Regions from separate parts of the Homo sapiens genome. Here region 2 is linked to region 1. The links are chromatin loops, found by intact Hi-C in ENCODE. Cell type or tissue: CD4-positive, alpha-beta T cell. All regions are shown on one strand. Links, peaks and the distances in the headings refer to the core of each region. The heading gives the core; the rest is flanking DNA.

Evidence for each region. A loop is a pair of places that touch in the nucleus more often than their neighbours do. Peaks named below come from ENCODE experiments on the same cell type or tissue, not always from the same donor. Only the 100,000 strongest peaks of a DNase experiment are listed, where the experiment ranks them.
Region 2: a loop joins it to region 1, with 2.4 times the contacts of the local background. A loop is called at or near these places in 11 of 110 quality-filtered maps.

What each region holds. Positions count from the first base shown.
Region 1 is chr2:106,094,695-106,097,608 of GRCh38, reverse strand. It overlaps UXS1 (UDP-glucuronate decarboxylase 1), which reads left to right. Exons shown (of 15, transcript NM_001253875.2): 14 at 788-891. Among named protein-coding and RNA genes, the nearest start is that of ECRG4, 30 kb to the right of the region's middle. RefSeq lists enhancers at 1-244, 245-917. In CD4-positive, alpha-beta T cell, for the core only: a CTCF peak has its summit at 1,794; DNase peaks (open chromatin) are centred at 718 and 1,648; H3K4me3 peaks cover 2,380 bases; H3K27ac peaks cover 2,429 bases.
Region 2 is chr2:105,335,932-105,338,845 of GRCh38, reverse strand. It overlaps C2orf49 (chromosome 2 open reading frame 49), which reads right to left and starts at 1,306. Exons shown (of 4, transcript NM_024093.3): 1 at 1,160-1,306. The coding sequence starts at 1,258. It overlaps C2orf49-DT (C2orf49 divergent transcript), which reads left to right and starts at 1,353. Exons shown (of 2, transcript NR_187479.1): 1 at 1,353-2,914. RefSeq lists enhancers at 1,214-1,263, 1,274-1,663. In CD4-positive, alpha-beta T cell, for the core only: no CTCF peak of the experiment used is centred there; a DNase peak (open chromatin) is centred at 1,315; H3K4me3 peaks cover 2,143 bases; H3K27ac peaks cover 2,462 bases.

The DNA.
Region 1 (2,914 bases), core at 259-2,758:
TCCGTGCGTGCTGACGCTTGAGAAACACTATTTGAAACCTAAGGCTGGGGGGAGGGGCGTGCAGCTTCCCTGCTGTGCTTCTGTATATAGCTTTGTGACAGACCATCCTGAACCACCTGTGGTGGTGATTCGCTGCAGAGTCTGCAATGTGGCCTCCATGACACGGAGGCAGGGAAAGCCTCCACAGGCTTTCTTCTGCAGGTCTGGCCCACAGTCACTGGTGGGGCTGTGTACTGCTGGCCAGTGGGGCCTGGGCCCAGCAAGGATGTGGAACAGGCCAGCCTTTGCCGTCCTCCGAGAGGTCCCTCCAGCTGGGTGGCTGCACATCTTGGGTCTCAGGGCTGTCTAGGCTCCGAGCACCCAGGTATGGCCCACTTGGGGCATCCACCTCAGGGATGGCCCCACACCACGTTTGTGGTCTCACACCGGGGTCATGCTCGGTGGGCACGTCTGCACTTGTTACCTGGTGTGGGTGGTCTGCCTTGGAGCAACCCTCTTGTAGTGGGCGGTAACTCAGGCCTGTTGAGACAGAATAACCTGCCCCCCACCGAGCTCTTGCTGGGCGCCTGCACACAGTCAGCTTGGCCACAGCAGTTGCAGGAGCACTCCCTGGACTTCCACGCAGAACAGTCCCTCGGGAGCTCCGGGGCTTCTCAGAGAACTGCATTTCCACCGCCTGCACCCTATTCACACCACATATGGGGTTTGCCTTTGATGTGGATGGTAAGGCTGTGCTTACCCATGCTTTGTGATTCTCTCCTACCTTTTTTTTCTTTAAACATCTCAGGTAGCGGAAGTGAAATTCAGTTTCTCTCCGAAGCCCAGGATGACCCACAGAAAAGAAAACCAGACATCAAAAAAGCAAAGCTGATGCTGGGGTGGGAGCCCGTGGTAAGTGCAGGGAGTTAATGCTGCCTTGTGGGGAGGGGCCTCCCGTGTCCTGTGTCTGCTGTCCTGTAGGCACTGACCCTTGTCAGACAGCCCCCGGAGGAGCAAGGTGGGCTCGGCATCCAGGCAGATAGAGGGTTTTCTCCAAGTGGTAAACAGCCTCTCCTGTATCAGGAGTCTCAGAGAATGTTACCTGGGAAGCGGCTGGAAGCCCCTGCTCTGGGCTCTGTTTTCGTAAAATCTCTCATGCACACACACATTCTTACATTCTCTCATACACATACACTGCCATACAAACACTTGTACACACATATACTCACACTGTCTCCCACACACTCACACTGTCATATATACACTGTCATACAAACACACTTAATACAAGTATACTCACACACACTCATTTTCACACATACATATACATTCACACTATCATACACATTCTCACATTCACTCACATGCGCACACTCACTGATCCACACTCACATTCACACATACACTCCCTCTCCCACATACATACACACACACACACACACACACCCCTGACTGTGAACGCTGTGCCAAGGGCGCTGGCAGCACACGCTCAGAGCCCTGCGTAGCCCCAGTTGCCTGCCTATTGAGTGTGCGGGGCCAGGTCAGGGGCAAGTGGTCCCCATCAGCCCCGCAGTGGAGCCCCTGGTTGGAAGCGTGCGAGACTGAAGGGTGTGGAGGAAGGGGAACTGCATGCCTTCCTGTTGTCTTCAGTGTGTCTACTGAAGGGGGCAGGGTGGGGCGGCTGCTGCCTCCCTGGGGCTGAGCCTGAACCCCGCCTGCTTCTGCTCTGCCGCCTGCTGTGCCCTTCCTGCCTTGGGTGACTGCAGGCTCCTCCCCGCCAGAGAACGCTCGTCCTCAGGGCTGCCTGTGTCCTTCAGAGACCACCTGTGTAGGGAGGTTGGCTGGGTTGGCCCCATCTATAGAAGCAAGCCCACCTCATTTACTGTCACCTCTGCCTGGCTGTTCCCTCTTTGCCCACCCTCATGTGCCCCACTGAAATTCGGGCTCCCCTCGGGCAGAGGCGTGTAGTGTAGCCCTGTGTCCAGCAGGAGCCCGGCACCTGTCAGACCTGACACACACTGGGTGCTCAACAAATGTAGGAGCATCTTGGCATGGCCCTTGGGTTGTGGCGCAGTCAGAGAGTCAGGGACGCAGTTGAGAGCTCAGTTTACCTTTTTAAAATGTGCATAGTCAGAGCTGAGTGAGTAGAATCCTAGAATATTGAACTTCAAAGGGACATGAGAGTTCCAGCCTGATCCTTATTTCATTCTGTCATGTACAAGTCTACGTAATCTGCTAAAAACTGCAGAAATTTGTTGAGTGAAATAAAAATACAATTACACCCAGACTTCACAAAATCGAATAATCCCAAGCTGTGCAAAACAGGTTATAGCAGCCTAGGTTTCTTGTTTTTTTGAAGCTTTGTAAGGGGCCATTGGTCCCTTTGTAAGGAGAGCCTATATTTTTAAACAAAATATTTTTTGAAGATTTAAATATACATTCACTATGTATTAACTATTGCTTTTTATGTGAGGTGTGTGTATGCTCAGTATCTTTATCTTTCTGGAATTTAGACCTATAATATTCTAACATTCTTGGAATGTGAGCCATCTACCACTGGTTTCTCTTCTAGTAGTAGTTTTAATTTATAATAAATTTTTGAGGGATATGATCCAAAGAAACTTACAGGCATTATCCATCTTAATTGTCCCAAGTGTGTGTGTTTAACAGCTTGTTGAGATATAATTGGCAAACTGCACACTGCCCATATTTAGAAGATACAATTTGATAAGTTTTCATCTATTTTGACACCTGTGAAACCATCGCTGCAGTCAAGCTGACAGACCTTCTCCCCCAGTGGTGCCCCAGCACCCCTTAGCAGTGCCTCCCTTCACCTTTTCTCTTTCTGCTGTTAATCAGCAGTTGATCTGGCTGGTTTCCTGTTGGCTGCAAAGCAGCTTCAGATGAAGGTTGCTTTCTGTGGTGTGGGCTGCCG
Region 2 (2,914 bases), core at 1-2,500, 760 kb after region 1:
TGAGAATGGAAATGAGATCACAGGCTCTTCAATTTCAACTCAGAAAGGCTTGAAAACATTTGTGTTTAGTACCACCGACAAGCCTATATCCTCTAACAAAAACTAATAAAAGCACATTTTACTTCTCTTTCGTATATTAGACTCATCTATTTTTAGCCCGTACTCGCTCAGAAGTAGGGGAAACTACCAGGATTCTCTTGGACAACGTTCCCAGAGAATTCATAAGCCCATTACTTTGGAAAGTATTGCCTTAGGACAGTGGTGGTCAAAGCATGCTTTCTGGGCCAGCAACAAGCTCGTTAAAAATGCAAGATTTCGGGCCACATTCCGGAACTACTGAACGAGAAACTGAGGACGGAGCCCAACAATCTGTGTTTTAGCAAGTCCCTCGACTCATTCTTAAGTACCTAAAAAGTTTGAGAACCACAGGTAAAAACTTACTGACATAATTAAGCTCTACGTGGCAAGAGGACCTGAAATTCAACAAAGATAGGGTACTAAGGGGAAAGCCATATGAAAAACAACAAAATACGCTACATAAACCCCAAGGAAACTTCCAGTAATTCTCTATCACTTAAAACATCACTTTTTTCCTTTCTCACTTTTCTCCTATTATCAGAGGCCACACCAGCTGGAAAAGAGCACGCACTACATGGAGAGCCAGGAGCCCTGAATTCTCCTCCCGGAAGTACCATTTACAGATGTTGTGACCTTAAACAAGTCACTTCATCTCTCTGGAACTGTTTTTATCATCTTTAAACGATTAGAAGGTGTGGAATGGACGGTTTCTCAGATGCTTTCCAGTCCTGACAGTCCATGATTTCTACATTCCATGTCTATTCCACGCTTCTTTCTTCCTCAGGTCGGGGCTTACACACAGGCAGGGGGTGTCGCCTGGGACTCCTCTTTACAAGCCATCGGGACTCAGATAGATAAGCCCTATTTCCCAAGCATTCCTGATATTCTACGGACGTCTCATTTTTGGAGAGGGGGCGAGGAGCAGGAGCGAGGAGACAGCTGCCTGGTCTGTGTGGGTGGAGAGTGACACAAACCCGGCGGGAGTGTCCGTGGTTGCCGAGGGCTACTTAAGGCAAGCTCGGGTGCAAGCGCCTCACCTGGGAAGGCCCACCCGCCCACCCTCCGATCCGGCGCGCCCAACCTGCTCCAGAGTGAGGAGAAGGAACTCCTGGGACAGCAGCTCCGGGTGCAGCAGCAGTTCCGAGTCCGTGCAGCTGCGACCGCCCACATCCCCCGCCATGGTCGTCGCCAGGAGACCCCAGTCGGCTACCCACAAAGCCCCGCGAAGGAAGCGTTGCGGAAGTGACGTACTCGGGCGGAGACTCGCGTGTGTCGTCACTCTGAGTCGCCGCATGCCGGGCTCCTTCTCTCGCTGCTGGTTCGGGTGTTGGGGCCTGGTCCCGCTTGCAAAAGCTCCCACGGACCAGAGAAAAGAGGAGGATGTCAGACGTAGAAACAAATGGCGTGTCAAGTTTCGCAGGAAGAGAGGGAAGAGTGAAGCTCCGGGAGCCAGCCACGATTAGTCGCGCCTTCTGTGACGTCCAATGGCAGAGGTCAAAGGGATTCCTGGGGCAACCTCGAGGGAAAGAATTCTGGCTCCGAGGGCCGGTGTACAGTGCTTTAAATATGGCAGTGGTTATGTGTGAAATTATCGTGTTTTTCTGTTTAACCTGTTTCTTGTCTCTTCATCGCCTTTCTATATAATGTAAGACCAGAGGCTTTATGTAGTGAATTCCCTGTAACCCCGGCTGCTTGGACAGATAGGTATTCAAGTATTTGTTTCTTGAAGTAATCCTCTGAATTAACTTGCTCACATGTAAAAAATAATAACGGGCTGGGAAACGCCAGTAATAGCCGCCAAACGTTTGTTAGACATTTACAGTGTGCCAGGGACTGCATTTTACGTGTATTATCACATTCCTCAGAACAGCCTAATGAGGTATATATTACTAGAATGCCTATTTTTCAGATGAGGAAACTGATGCATAGAAAGGATAATTTACTCAAGAGCGAGGAAGTAGCAAGCATAAAATCCAAGTACATTTTTTTCTGCATGTATTAATAGGTACAATGAAGTAACTTTTTAAATTGCTGTAGGTATCAATCATAGTCTTAATTCCCAGTAATTCACTTACTAAGAAATATTTTCTGCTTCTCTTTCATCATTCATGGGAGAGATACATATCCCTAAATATTTTGCACATTTAAAACTTAAACTTGGGTATGGTGGCTTATGCCTGTAATCACGGCGTTTTGGGAGGCTCAGGTGGGAGGATTGCTTGAGTCCAGGAGTTCCAGGCCAGCCTGGGCCACATAGTAAGACCCCGTATCTACAAAAAATAAAAAAAAAATTAACCGGGCATGGTAGTGTCTCTGTAGTACTAGCTACTCGGGAGGCTGAGGTGGTAGGATCACTGGCGCCCAGCAATTCCAGCCTGCAGTTAGGATTACCACACTGCACTTCAGCCTGAGCGGCAGAATGGGACCATGTCTGAAAAAATAAATAAAAAATAAAACTTGCAGGTATGTTCTGAATGTTTATTGTATGCATCCTCTATGAGGTATCATTTTATTGGAAATTATTGCATTGTCTACAAAAATATGAAGAACTCTGAAGATGCCAAAAGATAAACCGTGAAAGAGTACTAGAAGTGAGCTCCTCAAAAAGATAAAGCTGAGAAGTGTTTCCCAATTTTTCTTACTCATTTATGTATGTAATACTTTATGTCTAGAAACTGAATTTCAGAGCTGGGAGGGAACTTAAAAGTTAGTCCAGTTCTTTCATGTTAGTGCCAAGAAAGCTGATCAGAAAGAGATTAAATGACTTGCCCAAAATTGAATAGTCTTAAATCTGAGCTGAGGCAGGCGTCTGAATGTCTTAAATTGGAGTTAAATG